Regions from separate parts of the Homo sapiens genome. Here all the other regions are linked to region 2. Evidence: chromatin contacts called from ENCODE Hi-C or POLR2A ChIA-PET data. All regions are on one chromosome and are shown on one strand. The core of a region is the stretch at or near the end of the contact, and the rest is flanking DNA. Distances in the headings are between cores, read along the strand shown. Region 1 holds the start of PAN2 (poly(A) specific ribonuclease subunit PAN2). Region 2 holds the start of NACA (nascent polypeptide associated complex subunit alpha). Region 3 holds the start of NXPH4 (neurexophilin 4). Region 4 holds the start of ANKRD52 (ankyrin repeat domain 52). Region 5 holds the start of SPRYD4 (SPRY domain containing 4).

The links. A loop is a pair of places that touch in the nucleus more often than their neighbours do. ChIA-PET counts read pairs that join two places held with the same protein, here RNA polymerase II (POLR2A). Pooled maps may share reads with other maps.
Region 1: a loop to region 2 is called in a map with no recorded cell type, with 11 times the contacts of the local background. The contact joins the promoter of PAN2 here to the promoter of NACA in region 2. A Hi-C loop is called at or near these places in 3 of 37 single-sample maps with no recorded cell type and 8 of 50 pooled maps. POLR2A ChIA-PET finds 5 or more read pairs at or near these places in 4 of 52 experiments (T-cell, activated CD4-positive, alpha-beta T cell, activated CD8-positive, alpha-beta T cell and 1 more).
Region 3: a loop to region 2 is called in a pooled map, with 3 times the contacts of the local background. The contact joins the promoter of NXPH4 here to the promoter of NACA in region 2. A Hi-C loop is called at or near these places in 1 of 37 single-sample maps with no recorded cell type and 5 of 50 pooled maps. POLR2A ChIA-PET finds 5 or more read pairs at or near these places in 2 of 52 experiments (A673 and T-cell).
Region 4: a loop to region 2 is called in a pooled map, with 6 times the contacts of the local background. The contact joins the promoter of ANKRD52 here to the promoter of NACA in region 2. A Hi-C loop is called at or near these places in 1 of 37 single-sample maps with no recorded cell type and 7 of 50 pooled maps. POLR2A ChIA-PET finds 5 or more read pairs at or near these places in 2 of 52 experiments (T-cell and activated CD4-positive, alpha-beta T cell).
Region 5: a pooled map shows a loop between it and region 2 (14-fold over the local background). The contact joins the promoter of SPRYD4 here to the promoter of NACA in region 2. A Hi-C loop is called at or near these places in 12 of 50 pooled maps. POLR2A ChIA-PET finds 5 or more read pairs at or near these places in 8 of 52 experiments (CD8-positive, alpha-beta memory T cell, H1, HEK293 and 5 more).

The regions. Positions count from the first base shown.
Region 1 is chr12:56,332,660-56,335,359 of GRCh38, reverse strand. It overlaps PAN2 (poly(A) specific ribonuclease subunit PAN2), which reads left to right and starts at 1,360. Exons shown (of 26, transcript NM_014871.6): 1 at 1,360-1,498; 2 at 2,152-2,547. The coding sequence starts at 2,266. RefSeq lists enhancers at 923-1,092, 1,010-1,229, 1,355-1,524 and cis regulatory regions at 1,439, 1,424-1,455.
Region 2 is chr12:56,723,849-56,726,548 of GRCh38, reverse strand. NACA (nascent polypeptide associated complex subunit alpha) reads left to right here and starts at 1,250. Exons shown (of 9, transcript NM_001365896.1): 1 at 1,250-1,286; 2 at 2,026-2,097. The coding sequence starts at 2,028. RefSeq lists enhancers at 1,175-1,304, 1,395-1,444, 2,504-2,623.
Region 3 is chr12:57,215,521-57,218,220 of GRCh38, reverse strand. NXPH4 (neurexophilin 4) reads right to left here and starts at 1,427. Exons shown (of 2, transcript NM_007224.4): 1 at 1,195-1,427. The coding sequence starts at 1,251. RefSeq lists enhancers at 167-773, 774-1,382, 1,530-2,029 and a silencer at 1,405-1,864.
Region 4 is chr12:56,256,947-56,259,663 of GRCh38, reverse strand. ANKRD52 (ankyrin repeat domain 52) reads left to right here and starts at 1,280. Exons shown (of 28, transcript NM_173595.4): 1 at 1,280-1,421; 2 at 1,753-1,836; 3 at 2,303-2,381; 4 at 2,579-2,649. The coding sequence starts at 1,395. RefSeq lists silencers at 1,022-1,081, 1,092-1,641, 1,662-1,731 and enhancers at 1,792-1,841, 1,922-1,971, 2,278-2,717.
Region 5 is chr12:56,467,243-56,469,942 of GRCh38, reverse strand. SPRYD4 (SPRY domain containing 4) reads right to left here and starts at 1,365. Exons shown (of 2, transcript NM_207344.4): 1 at 1,267-1,365; 2 at 1-904. The coding sequence starts at 1,351. The coding sequence ends at 366. RefSeq lists enhancers at 518-647, 1,068-1,117, 1,438-1,617, 1,628-1,697.

The sequences.
Region 1 (2,700 bases), core at 111-2,610, 390 kb after region 2:
TAGCTGGGATTACAGGCTCCCGTCACCAGGCCCGGCTAATTTTGTATTTTTAGTGGAGACGGGGTTTCTCCATATTGGTCAGGTTGGTCTCGAACTCCCGACCTCAGGTGATCCGCCCACCTCGGCCTCCCAAAGTGCTGGGATTACAGGCGTGAGCCACTGCGCCCGGCAGACATGGATTATTTAGCCCAGGTTATTAGGGATCTGTAACTCTCATGGGTCTGTTAAGTCTTTCTCAATTTGAGACCTCAAGATGGAGATTTCTTAAAGTGTAGGAACTGTCTATGTCTCTCAGCATCCACCTTTTTCGGAGATTCTATATCTAATGACCTGCGAAGTCAGATCAAATCAGTTTGAGAGACCATCTGTGTTTTTCTCTTGGTCTAGGCTCTAGGTAGGATCTCTGACTGGGTATAGGACCCCACCCCTCTGAGTCCTAGAAATTTAAATTCTTGGTTCCTTTAATGAAGGTCTATTTACCAGCCTTTATTGAGAGAAATGTTATAGAATTGAATCCTCCATGAGGAATGTCTCCCATCAGAGTCCCTTTATGTGGCCTTTAGAAACAGTAATAACAGCTGAGCTAAAGTGCTCTGAGACATCTCACAACCTAGACCCATTTCAAAGTAATTAGAGTTCACAGGACCCACGAATCCTTCAGAATAACAAGTCCCAATTTGCCATGCTCATCCCCCTCTGAGGGATAACGTCCAGCCAGCCTCAAGAGCTAGGGGAATTTGATAACCAGGGGCATCTTGTTACCCGGGAATGTTACCGGGGTCTCTGGGGAGGGAACAATCACGGATGGGAGTTTCAGATGGATGCCTGTAGAAGATGCAGCCACTTGGACTGTGTCAGGAGTCCGGCTCCCGCTTCCTTTTTTTTCTCTCCCATATCTGGAAATAATAGGAAATGCCAGCGAGTTTTGGGGGCAACAGGGTCAGAGGTGGCGGAGTGGCTCACTAGGGCACCGCAGGAAGAGGAGGTAGACTAAGCCCCGCTGGGAATACCCAACAGCGACTCCTAGTGCTTTGCCTTGTGTGTCCCTTATTTTAGAGTTCCTAAAGTTATAGAAAGCATAAAAGTTTGGTTTTCAAACCTAGACGTAATTTTGTTCAAGAAGACTAAAAACAGAGTTACTTTCTAACGCCACCCAACAAGTCCGGCGTCTGGCTGCGTTTGTCCCACCGGCGCCCCGTAACCTCTTTTTCCGGCGCGTGCGTCACACGCTCTCTCCTGGGGTCGCCGTACCTGGCTCCTTCTGATTGGCTTAGATGCGCCCGGAGCCCTTCTGATTGGCTAAAATATGCCCCGAGCCCTTCTTGATTGGAAGAAGCGCCTCGGACCCCGGTCCTTGGCGCCGTAGTGGTTAGGTTGAGCCCTAGGCGTGGGGGAGAACTGGGGAAACTGGAATTTCCCGCGGAGCTGACAGCGCTTGCGCTCCCCCTACTCGTTCTAATTCCACGCGCTCCAAAATATCCGCCATGGAGAAATCTTGGTAATGACCCATTCCCCGTAAGCATCCCAGGAACACATCTGACCCTTGCCCTATCCCCCTCCTCACCGCTGCCGTGGGAGAATTCTAGATAACCGATTTTTCTGGTTCCCCCAGAGAATTCTGGGTAACTAGCCGTTTCCGTCACCTTCCCCTGCCCCCGCCCCAATTGTGGGTAACTGGCCATTATTGTTTTCCTCTAGAGAATCCTGGGTAGCTATTGGAGAGGATTCTAGGAAACTGACTTCTCGTTCTCCCCACCGTCCAATCCACCCGTTTTCACCCCCAATTCTGGGAGAAAGCACCTTAAATCCCTCTACCTAACTCCAACCCCCGCAATTCTCGCTCCCTTCACCTGATGATTCAGGGCTGAACAAGGCAAGTGAGCAGTCCGAAGTGAGAAGAAAGGGAAGTCAAGGATTAGGTTAGATAATGGGGTGGTGGAGAGTACAGAGGGCCTAGCGGAGGAGGGATAGGGACAACAGTTCTACCACCTCCACCCCCACTGCCCATCCCTCCCCCGCCTGCTTCATCCTTTGGCTGGCAGTCTCATCCCTCATGCCTGCCTCATCTCCCTCCTGCCCCCATAACCTAGAAGACCCTAAGTACCAGTACCTGGGCCTACCCTTGACTCAGCTACCTCTTTCCCCTTACAGGCCAGGATGTCCATTCTAGGCCCATCGGTGCTGTCTTGCTGAAGGTTGGGTCAGGCATCTAAAGGGACTGTGGTAAGGGAGGGTGTGACACAGGTGTAAGCTGCCATCGTCATCATGAACTTTGAGGGTCTGGACCCTGGACTGGCAGAATATGCCCCAGCCATGCATTCTGCCCTGGACCCTGTCTTGGATGCCCACCTGAACCCAAGTCTGCTACAGAATGTGGAGCTGGACCCAGAGGGAGTGGCCTTGGAGGCTCTTCCCGTCCAGGAATCAGTGCACATAATGGAAGGTGTCTACTCTGAATTGCACAGCGTGGTGGCTGAAGTGGGTGTACCTGTTTCCGTCTCCCACTTTGACTTGCACGAGGAGATGCTGTGGGTGGGGAGCCACGGGGTAAGAACTGTACCCCTTTGTGAGGGTTGAAAGATGTTGAAGGTCTTTATCTGGTCTTAACCCAAGGAAGCTGCTTTGCAGATAGCCAGTACCGAGGAGTTGTAGTGATGAGACAGCTGGGTCTGGTTGGAGGGATAAAGGGAGAATCTAGGA
Region 2 (2,700 bases), core at 1-2,500:
TCCCAGTAGTTTGGGAGGCCGAGGCAGGCGGATTACCTGAGGTCAGGAGTTCAAGACCAGCCTGGCCAACATGGTGAAACCCGTCTCTACTAAAAATAAAAAATTAGCCGGGGGTGGTGGCACACACCTGTAATCCCAGCTACTCGGGAGGCTGAGGCGGGACAACTGCTTGAGCCCTGGAGGCGGAGATTGCAGTGAGCCGAGATCGTGCCACTGCACTCTAGCCTGGCCGACAGAGCGACTCAAAAAAAAAAAAAAAAAAATCCAAGAAGTGCCCAAAATAGCAAGCAAAGGAATTGTATATGTGCCTATGTTCTTTTTTTCTGGGAAGGAGAATCTGCAGCTTTATAATTTCAACATCGGCTAAATTGTCGTGAACCTAAAACAATCAAAAGGGCCGGAATCTATTTAAAGAGTTTATTCAAGGGCAGTGTGAGGATGGACCAACCAGAAAACCTCCAAAGAATGGAGTCAGCCTTCAGAAGTAGAGAAGTTACGATTTCATTTATTTAGGGAGACAGAGGAGTTTTTAGCTGGATTACGTTATCCATACAAGGTTGGAACATAATTACAGAATTTGGTTACAAGAAGTGTTTTTTTTGGGGGGGGGGCGGGGGTACAGCTAACATTGTTTTACGAAGAGTTTAACACGCATGAGTTGCTGTCATCTGGTGACATCGTTTGAGTCTCTCTAGTCATTGAACAGAACAAGAAAAATCGAATTAAATTTATAATCTGAACTGAAGTTATATGTGACCCATCACATCTCTCAAGTTTTAAAATGGGTTTTTTTGTTGTTGTTGATGGGGGGGGAGAGGGTCCAGCAGCTTTTAAATGTTTTCACATCGTGTGTTCCAAAAATAACTGGTTAGCCTAAGTCACTTCCACCCTCCAATGTTGTGAATGCAGTCTCTAGCATTCGCTATTTAATGTCTTCTTCCTGCACTATTTGAGAAATCGCGAGGTCGACTTAATACCGCAGTCGCCACTTCGCGGACCGGAGGGCGGAGTCTGCTTAGTTCTGAGGACTGCGTGGGTCCGCGCAGAGAGCTCCTGCTAGGCCTGCGCGTCCCGTTCTAAATTCTTACCCTTTAGTCCTTGTCACCACCCCCGCCGTGGGAACGGCCTGACAGTCACTCGTCAAAGGAAGTGGCTGCCGGCAGCTCTTGACCCGGAATCGGATCCTAGTCCCACCCCCTCCGCTCCAGGCTTCCTTCTGCAACAGGCGTGGGTCACGCTCTCGCTCGGTCTTTCTGCCGCCATCTTGGTTCCGCGTTCCCTGCACAGTAAGTACTTTCTGTGCCGCTACTGTCTATCCGCAGCCATCCGCCTTTCTTTCGGGCTAAGCCGCCCCGGGGACTGAGAGTTAAGGAGAGTTGGAGGCTTTACTGGGCCACAGGGTTCCTACTCGCCCCTGGGCCTCCGGACAAAATGGGGTCTGCGGTTGGTGTCCTGGCAAAAGCAGGGTAGAAGGGCTGCGGGGCGGGCCCAGAATCCGAGCCTGCAGAGATGGGAGCAGTTGCAGTGTTGAGGGCGGAAGAGGAGTGCGTCTTGTTTTGGGAACTGCTTCACAGGATCCAGAAAAGGGTAAGGGGTCACAGCCTTAGAACCTGTAACACCGTTCTCCCTGTGACAAGCAAGTGTTGGACTTAAAACACCGTCTTTCCCCTCCTGGTACCCCAAAGTCGGCAAACGTAGTCCAGGAGGCCCCAGCCCAGCCAGTGTGAGTATTAGGAGTGGAGGGGGTTCACAGTAGCGTCTGAAGTCTCCCATGATCGAGAGCCAGCCCGGGATCCTCTCCCTCGGGTTGAGAATGCAGTGGGAATTGCTGGCCTTGATAGAGGCGTGAGGGTCACATCATATTTACCTCTTATTCCCAGGTGCTTTGGGGAAGGTTGTCACCAAACACCCTCACGATTTTTTTCTAACAGCCCTCCTCGGAGTTTTTAAGAATACTTATCTCCGGGTTGGGCAAGTGAATGTATCCCAATCAATTTAGGCCTCCTTTTTATTCCCTTCCTTCAGAAATGCCCGGCGAAGCCACAGAAACCGTCCCTGCTACAGAGCAGGAGTTGCCGCAGCCCCAGGCTGAGACAGGTAGGTTTCCCTACCCTCCTTGCCATTAATTAAAATTAACCCTAAAGCCATTTGGTGGGCAAAATGACCAAGGGGAAATACACTTTTTAGGAGGATGGGGTTGCAGCTTTACCAAGGAGGATAGACCGTAAAATTACTATCCTGGAGATACTTCTTTAGGGATTTGGAGTAAAAATAATATTTTTAAGATTCGTGGACGTTAAAAGTACCCTAGCTTGCTTTCTATGTTATGCCTGTCGCCTCAAAAGAAGCTCTCCTGTGGAACCCCCACCTCACATAGGAAAACTCAGCAGGGAATGGGCTCAGTGATTCTTACCTATTGGAACTAGATGACACAGGCCAAGGAGCCCGGAGCATTTGTGAAACTCCAGCCAGCAAGTTGCATCAAGGTTTTAGTTAGCAGAGCTTGGCATTGTGCCTTTATCACATGTCTGGATGAGATGTGTGCTGGTGGTAAATGTGTCCTACTGGGCCCCAGAGTCGTCCTAGGTCGGATAACTTGTTTATGGGTTGGTGGTGCTGAGATACTTCTAGTGTGCTGGAATAGTTCCTGCATCATTGTGTGAAACCCAGGATTGAAATAAATCCTTTTATCCTCAGCGT
Region 3 (2,700 bases), core at 178-2,677, 490 kb before region 2:
GTGATTTGGCTGAGCAGGCAGAGGTCCAAGTGTTGGGGGAAGAAATACACCCCTTCTAGACTCTACAGGGGCTGAGGGTACAGAGAATGAGGGTTTGGGGAATGACCTGCCTGCCCCCAAACTAGGTAGGTCACAGTTGGGGGTCAGAAAACAGGGAAGCCATAGGCAGGGGAGGCTGGTAGAAGGAAAATGGGGGACTGGGGCCTGGGCCCCCATTGCGGGCACACACCAGGGGCATAGGCAGATGGCTGCACTGTGAGGCAGGCACTGACACTCACTCATGCAAAGCCAACACCACACACCACACCAGTATACACATGTACCCTCGGCCCCAGTACTGGACCAAGCCTGGCTTCCCTGGACACATGCACACAGGTGCACACGGTGACCCACGCCCTCCACCCAGCACATATGAGCACAGCATGTTCGCAGGTTGAAGCCTCCAAGTCAGGAAGGAGGCAGATCAAGTCTGAGCTCCCTTAGCCTCTGGCTCTTCGCCCGAGAGCCTCAGGGAAAGAGGCCTTGGAGTGGGGTTGGAGGCAGGGAGGGCATGGGAGGAGAGACTCCCCTTCCAGACAGCCTCCCCCTTCAGTGGGGCACGAGAGGGGGGTGTGTCTGTGAGGTCGTGCAGGGGAGATGGTGTCTCCGTGGGAAATGTGATGGGAGGCTGGCTGTAGCCAAGTTCAGCCGTGTCTGCCTGAGTCCGTGTGTGCGTGTGTGCTCGGGCCATGGATGCTCCCGACACAGAGCCCACCTGGCATGGTGACAAGTGCAGAGAAGAGAAATGGGAAGGCGGGGGTGGAGGGGTGGAAGGACAGACAGACAGTGAGGCAGGCGAGCGAGACTGGCGCGGAAAGACGGCAAGGCTGACACCCTGCTGGCTTGTCTGTCTGTCTCGCACTCCCGCTCTGTCTGGCGCACTCGCGGGTCGGGCTTCGTCCCCTCCCCCGCCGCGCCTGAAGTCGGCTGCAAGGGGGACCTCCGCCCGGCACCCTCTCCAAGCCTCAGCCAACTTGCGCTAGGAGAGTGCCCGTCCTGAATCGGGCAGTCTGTCTGTCCGCTTCCCCCGCGCCGCGCAAAGTTGGGACGCTCGGAGCTGGGGGCGGGGCGGGCGCACGGAGCCCCTCGCACACTGGGACCTTCGCGTCCCGGAACCCCGCGCCCGCGCTAGCGCCCCAGCCCTGCCACTCTTACCTTCCTAAGGAGCCACGGGCCAAAGAGCAAGAGGAACCATTCCGGGAGCAGCCGCATCTTCTCTGGCGGCTGAGCGGGGCAGGCTGGGCGGGTCTCGGGCAGGCGGGAGCCAGGCCTAGGGACGCGGGGCTCCGGGCGGGCGGCGGGGCGGCTGCGGGAGCGGCGGGAGCGGCGGGAGCGGCGGGAGCGGCGGCGCGGCCCGCGGACTGGGCGCGAGGCGCGGAGCCGGCGCTGGGGGCGGGGCGCGGGCGGGGGAGAAAGTTGGGTCTGACTCCGCGGGCGGGGGGCGGGGCTCCGCGGCGCTCCAATCCCGGCCGCGCCCCGCGCGCCCCCTCCCGCCCAGCTGGGGGCACCGAAGGTGACTTTCACACCGGCACGCCCCGGACACGCCCCTGGCCCAGGTGCGAAGCGGAGGGGGTCGAGGGGCTCAGGCACTGGTCCCCCGAGAGGCCGCGTCTGTGCGCCCAGGAGGAACGGGGCAGGGCGTGGGGCTCTGGGCTCCGGGCCCGTGCACCTGGAGTGGGGGCGCCGCGGAGCCCAGCCGGACGACGCTCTCCAAGCCCCGGGCCTCTGCCCTGTTCAGGGCCAAGGTGTGTCGGGGCAGGCGCAGGGCAGGGGCCGAGGTGGGGACGGGCGGGGCCTCGGGCGGCTGCCGCCGCGCGATGCTGACGGGGATGGATGGGCGCCCCGCGGCTCATTCGGCCCGGAGATGAGAATCATTGATCACGGACGGAAACCCCATCACGTCTGTCAATAGGGCTGACAAACGGCGCCCTCCGCCCCGTCCCCGCCTCACCGCACCTCTGCGGTCTCAGGACCCCTCGGCTAGACCGGCTGTTCACCTTTGCCCCTGGCCCCCACCACTGACCCCCACGAGGCCCAGTGCGCCTCTGCATGGGGGCTGGGCAGGAAATCCCTCTCAGCGCCGCCTGCCTGGCCTCTTGGTGCAGTCTCTGTTCCTCCCCTCCCGCCGTCCCATCTTTCACCACCAGCTCTTCTAGATCCTTGTCCCCATTCCCTATCTCTGTCCTTGTCTCTGTCCCCAGCCCCAGCTCTCTGCCCCCATCCTCTTCTCTGTTTCTTCCTCGGTTCCCTCCTCCCCACTGCCTCTCTCTCTCCTGCCCGGGTGGTTTCAGCTGTCAGCTGTTGCTATGCACTGAGGCTGTGGCTGAGGTTGTGGTATGACCAACACCTAGACAGAGATAGGGACAAGCAAAGAGACTGAGAGACAGACACATCCCTTGAGAGCCCACCCCAGGGATGCACGCAGATGCCTTCACGGGGACAGGGCACACAGAGCGAAATACAGAGACAGGCGCACACCTAGCGGCACCCCAACACACAGAGGAGCACAGCAACAGAGGTGAGCACACCTGCACCCAGACGAGCACACCCAGACAGTTGCTCAGTGCGCTCACCCTCTCTTTGTCTTGGCAGAGAGCAAACACCCACAGAGGTGGACACACACACTGAGACATACACAGGTGTATGCTGTCACTGGCAGCC
Region 4 (2,717 bases), core at 31-2,530, 470 kb after region 2:
GAAATGTATTTTCGCCGGGTGCGGTGGCTCACGCCGGTAATCCCAGCTCTTTGGGATGCCGTGGCAGGTGGATCACCTGAGGTCAGGAGTTCGAGACCAGCCTGACCAACATGGTGAAACCCCCGTCTCTACTAAAATAAAAAATTAGCCGGGCAGGGTGGCGGGCGCCTGTAGTCTCAGCTACTTGGTAGTCTGAGACAGGATAATCACTGAACCCGGGAGGCGGAGGTTGCAGTGAGCCGAGATCGTGCCACTGCACTCCAGCCTGGGGGACGAGAGTGAAACTCCATCTCAAAAAATAAAATAAAATGTATTTTTATTTTTTAATTTTTTTCCTCTCCCCTCAAGGGAGGATTTTTATATATAAAGCCTTGACAGGACGCCAGCATGCTGCACTTCGTCCATTTCGTGTTCTCTTCAATGTGTATTGAGTTGTGAAACTCTGAACAGGACCCTGGATCACCTTTTATAAATTGTATCAATTTTTCAATCTCCACTTTTCGTCTTCCTCCTTTTTCCGTTTCTGGGTTGAGATGACCTCCATTCATTTCTTCTCTAATTGACGGCTCTCTGGCCTCTCCATTGGAGGAGGGGAAGCGCCACAGGCTGTTCTGGGGAGAAATTGTTGAGTGTTTTCCACTTTAACCTTGCAATGGAATCAGTAAGGAGTTGGAAAATGCCCCTTCTGTTGGTCTTGGCGGCCTTTTCCAGCTGCCAGTTGTCATGGCCTCTTTGTGGGTGTTTTCTGCAGTAGAATCCTCCTTGGGGTTTCTCTGCAGTTTGAGCACTTTTGCTATTTCTTCTCTACCGAACTCACGCCTCCGCCAGTGGAGATACACGCTTTCCCTCCCTCTGGGGCTATTGCCATACATAATTCCCAGTTCTCCACCCGCCAGTTCCTCCTAGTCTGTGGGGGATTTCGGGGTGTGGAATCGCTGACGGGAGGAGTTAGCTCGGGCGGGAGCATTGTGGGCTGGGTAAGATCTGGCCAGCCGTTCGGTCCTCAGTTTGGGAAGCACCGCGGGACTAAGGCCCAGGTTTCCGCTAGGGTCTTGTGGGGAACCCCTTGGGCCGCCAGACTGGAGCGGAGAGCACAGCGCGGCCAGCTGCGTGAGCCGGGGAGCCGGCGCGCGAGTTCGGGGGTGCAGGGGCTGCTGGGGCCGCCAGGGTGGGGCGGAGGGCGCTGCGGCCGGGGTCCGTTTGCGCGGGGAGCGCCGGGACCAGGACGGCCGCCAGGGAGCGCTGCGGCCTCCAACTCGCCCGCCCCCCGGTAGGCGGGGCCGCGCTCTCCCTGCAGCCGCCACCGCAGCCGCCGCCTGGGCCGCTCCGTGTCCCCGGTGGAGCCGCCGCCGCCGCCGCCGGGAGCTCGATGCGGACGGAGCCCGGGCCGAGCCATGGGGATCCTCAGCATCACGGACCAGGTCAGCCCTCCTGCCCTTTCCCGCTTCCTCCTTCCAGGGCTCGGCGCTGCCGTCACGCGAGCCCGGGGATGTGCGGCCTAGGCTGGGCCTGAGCCCGGGGCTCCCGCAGCTCCCGCCCCGCCCCATGCCGCGCTCCCCTCAACCGAGCCGGTGTCCTTGGGGACCTGGCAACCGGCGGAGGCACCGCGGGAGCTCGCTCCAGCCAGAATCCCTAGAGTGGAGCCCCTCCACGGACGCCCCCCACTCAAACCTAGGTGCTCCCCCACCCCCACCCCCACACCGGTTCCGCTCCGGCTCCAGCCCGCTCTCAGAATGCCGGTTCTCTCTGCAGCCGCCCCTGGTCCAGGCCATCTTTAGCCGAGATGTGGAGGAAGTGCGTTCCCTACTCTCGCAGAAGGAGAACATCAATGTGCTGGTGAGTTGGGAGCAGGGAGGATGGCGAGACCGGAATCCTGGCTCCCGTGTTCTGGACCCCTCCCCACCGGTGGGGCGGCTCCGTGTCTCCTCTGCTCAGATGAGGCCGCAGTTCTTTCCATCCTGGAGTGAAAGCCTACTCTGCATTTGGGGATGGAGAGCAGGTCAGGCTTGAAGCCCAGATCACTTGGGCTGGGAATGCCCAGGAACGTTGTTCTCTTCTCAACCTCCGGAGTCTGCAGCGCCCCCACCCCTCCTGGAAAAAGGAGCCGGCTTCTCAGCCCATTGGCCCTGACTCCACCCTCCCTAGGTGCTTGCCTTTGACTCCCAATACCGGGACTTAGGACGCTGCAGAAACTATGGGAAGAGGTTGTGGGGAAGGGCCTGGAGCTCTGAGACTTGGGCTGGGGTCCTTGATAGCCCCCTTACCCCGCGCCCATACTCCCTGCTCTTTTTTGCCTTCCCAGGACCAAGAGAGGCGAACTCCATTGCATGCTGCTGCCTACGTAGGCGATGTCCCCATCCTCCAGTTGCTACTGATGTCAGGTGAAAGTGGGGAGCTGGAAGGTGTGGCACATAGGGAGCGAAGGGAGGGGAGGAGTCTTTTTTGATATTCAAGGATTGCTCTCCCCGGCTTGGTCCAGGCGAGGCTCCAGCTCCATTCAGATTTCCTGGCCTGATTACTGGCTTCCTTCATACCTCCTCCCCACCTTCCATCAAAATAGGAAATTATATCCCCACAGGTGCTAATGTCAATGCTAAGGACACACTGTGGCTGACCCCTCTTCATCGTGCTGCTGCCTCCCGAAACGAGGTATGCACCCCCACCTTCTATTACCCTTTCAAAAAGGATAAGTTGCTTAAAGGTGGGGGTTAAGGGTT
Region 5 (2,700 bases), core at 116-2,615, 260 kb after region 2:
GGGAGAGGTATCATGGTGATTAATAAATTCAAACAAAGCTGAATGATAAGACCCCAGGATGGAATACAGTCTGAGAAAGGCCTGGGCAAAGGGAGGCAGAGGGACTGAAGGAAGCAGGTCAAGGAAGATACACCCATGGTAGCCTAGGAAATTGGCAGTAGTTGGTGGGTGGGGAAAAGGAGGGTTTGGCTGTATGCCTAGCTTTCACAAGGTAGGGGATGAGGAAGATGATCATGATATTGCACAGAGGACCCAACACTGAATTGTGGGAGCTAGAGGTTGCTTGAGGCAAAGTAAAAAGGCTTCGGACACTTTCAAAAGGAGGCTGGCCAAAGGCGTGATTAGGGACTCCAGTAATGGACATACTAGAGGCCCTCGGGCACCTCAAGCCCTGAATGGGTCAGCAGCTCCCCATCCCAGAGAGCAAAGGCAGGCACCACTGGACCCCGGAAATCTGTCTGTAGCGTGTGAACCACAGAGACCTGGCTCACATCCACCAGGCTCAGCTTCTGGGCCTCATACTCCAGCAACAGCCCCACCTTCTCTGGCTGCCCAATACCCTCAACTGGGGCTTTCTCGTTGGCCAACATGGTGTACCACTTGCGCTGGGCATAGGTGAACACCCAGGAACGATCATCAACACCAATGCAGCTATCCCGGGACATGTCCACATCTGCCACTCCTATCCGGAACTGCTGGGAGCGCTTCACTGTCACTTCCCAGTAGTGTCTGCCACTGGTGACCGCTGTGTCTGCCAGCACCACTGCCCACTCCCGGAAGCGCTCCACATTCAAGGCCACCTTGGTGGGCTCCAATCCCACCAAGCCATATTTGACACCCGTATCATCTCTGAAGAGTGCCAGGCTGCTGTGGGCGGTTTTTTCTTCCAGTTTGAAACTGACGCCTGCGGGCAGAGCAAAAAGACGGGATAATAACAGGGGCTAGAACCCTAGGGCTGGTGATATATTCAGATATGAGGCAGGCAGCCATGATACACGAGCAACTAGGGAAGAGTCAGAATGCCAAGCGGGCAAGAGAGTCGCGAGGTCGCTTTACTACGGATAGCTCACGGAGCTGAAAAACTCGGATTGAGTAAGTCCCGGAATTTAAAGAAACCAAATGGTATCACAGGTTTGGAATCTTAAGACCAAGGCAGGTGGGGAAGGAAAAGACCCGAGAGGGTTGGAGTTGCTTCTCGGAGTGGGGTCTGGGAATAATAGACGGCAGCCATTCTGGAGGTAAAAGAGTAAAAAGAGATAATCCTACCTCTCTGGGCCTCTGTGGAGGCAACTCCCAATCGTTTGGCTCCCCAGCGGCACAAGCGCAAAGAACGTGCAAAAAGCAGCGCCATCTTGCGCCTTGGATGAACCGGGCACGCCTCCCGCTTACAGACACAGCCATCTGCCCGCCCGCTCCCCTAGCACGTGGTGCGCGAGGGGCGGCCGCGCAGTGTTATGACGTAGGCGACGCCCGGGGGCGGGCGGCCGCCAAGGTAGTGGTTTCTGTTCTGTTTCTGCCCGCGGTTAATGCTGCTTATTCAGTTTTTCTGCGTAGACGAACGCTGCTCACATTTGAACTACGTAAAACTTTTAGAGATATAGTGTAGCCAGATGCTTAGAAGTATAGATTTTAAAATTAGACAGTACTGTAATTAGCTTTGATCCCGGCTTCACTGTGTGAGTTTGGGCAACTCACTCCACTTTTCTGAGCCTTAGTGTTCTAATTTATAAAATAGAAATTATATACAGACCTTAGTAATAATTAAGTGAGAATAATCTAGGCCGGGCGCGGTGGCTCACGCCTGCAATCTCAGCACTTTGGGAGGCCGAGGCAGGCGGATCACGAGGTCAGGAGATCAAGACCATCCTGGCCAATATGGTGAAACCCCGCCTCTACCAAAAGTACAAAAATTAGCCGGGCGTGGTGGCGCGCGCCTGTAATCCCAGCTACCCGGGAGGCTGAGGCAGGAGAATCGCTTGAACCAGGGAGTGGGAGGTTGCAGTGAGCCGAGATTCTGCCACTGCACTCCAGCCTGGTGACAGAGCAAGACTCCATCTCAAAAAATAATAATAATTAATCTAGATATATATTGGCAAATAGCAACCATTGGGTAATTCACAGTTGTTTATAATTAATAGTAAATACATAAATACTGTTAATGTTGGTTTTGTATGTTCAAGGCTAGGAACGGATGGTTTAACTCAGCATTCAGTTTTCTGAACTTAACCAAGAGTAGCAATATTTTGGTTCAGGGTATGAGGTAGGAGATTATGGACAGCCTATATTGAACATTTCGATCTGCATTCCATTTTATTTTATTTTTTGAGACAGGGTCTCATTCTGTCACCCAGGCTGCATGCAGCACAGTGGCGCAAACACAGCTCACTGCAACCTTCATCTCCGAGGCACAAGCGATCTTCCTGCTTCAGCCTCCCATGTAGCTGGGACCACATGTGCACGCACCATGCCCCGTTAACTTTTTTGTAGAAACGGGGGTTTCGCTTTGTTGACCAAGTTGTTCTCGAATTCTCGGGCTCAAGCCATCCTCCCACCTTTGCCTCCCAAAGTGCTGTGATTACAGGTGTTAGCCACTATGCCAGGCCTACATTTTTTTAATCAGTCCACTTCTCAAGGTTCTGCTGGCCAGTGCAATAGCAACATACATCCCACCTCCATCCTCCTACCCCTCAAAAAAGGATT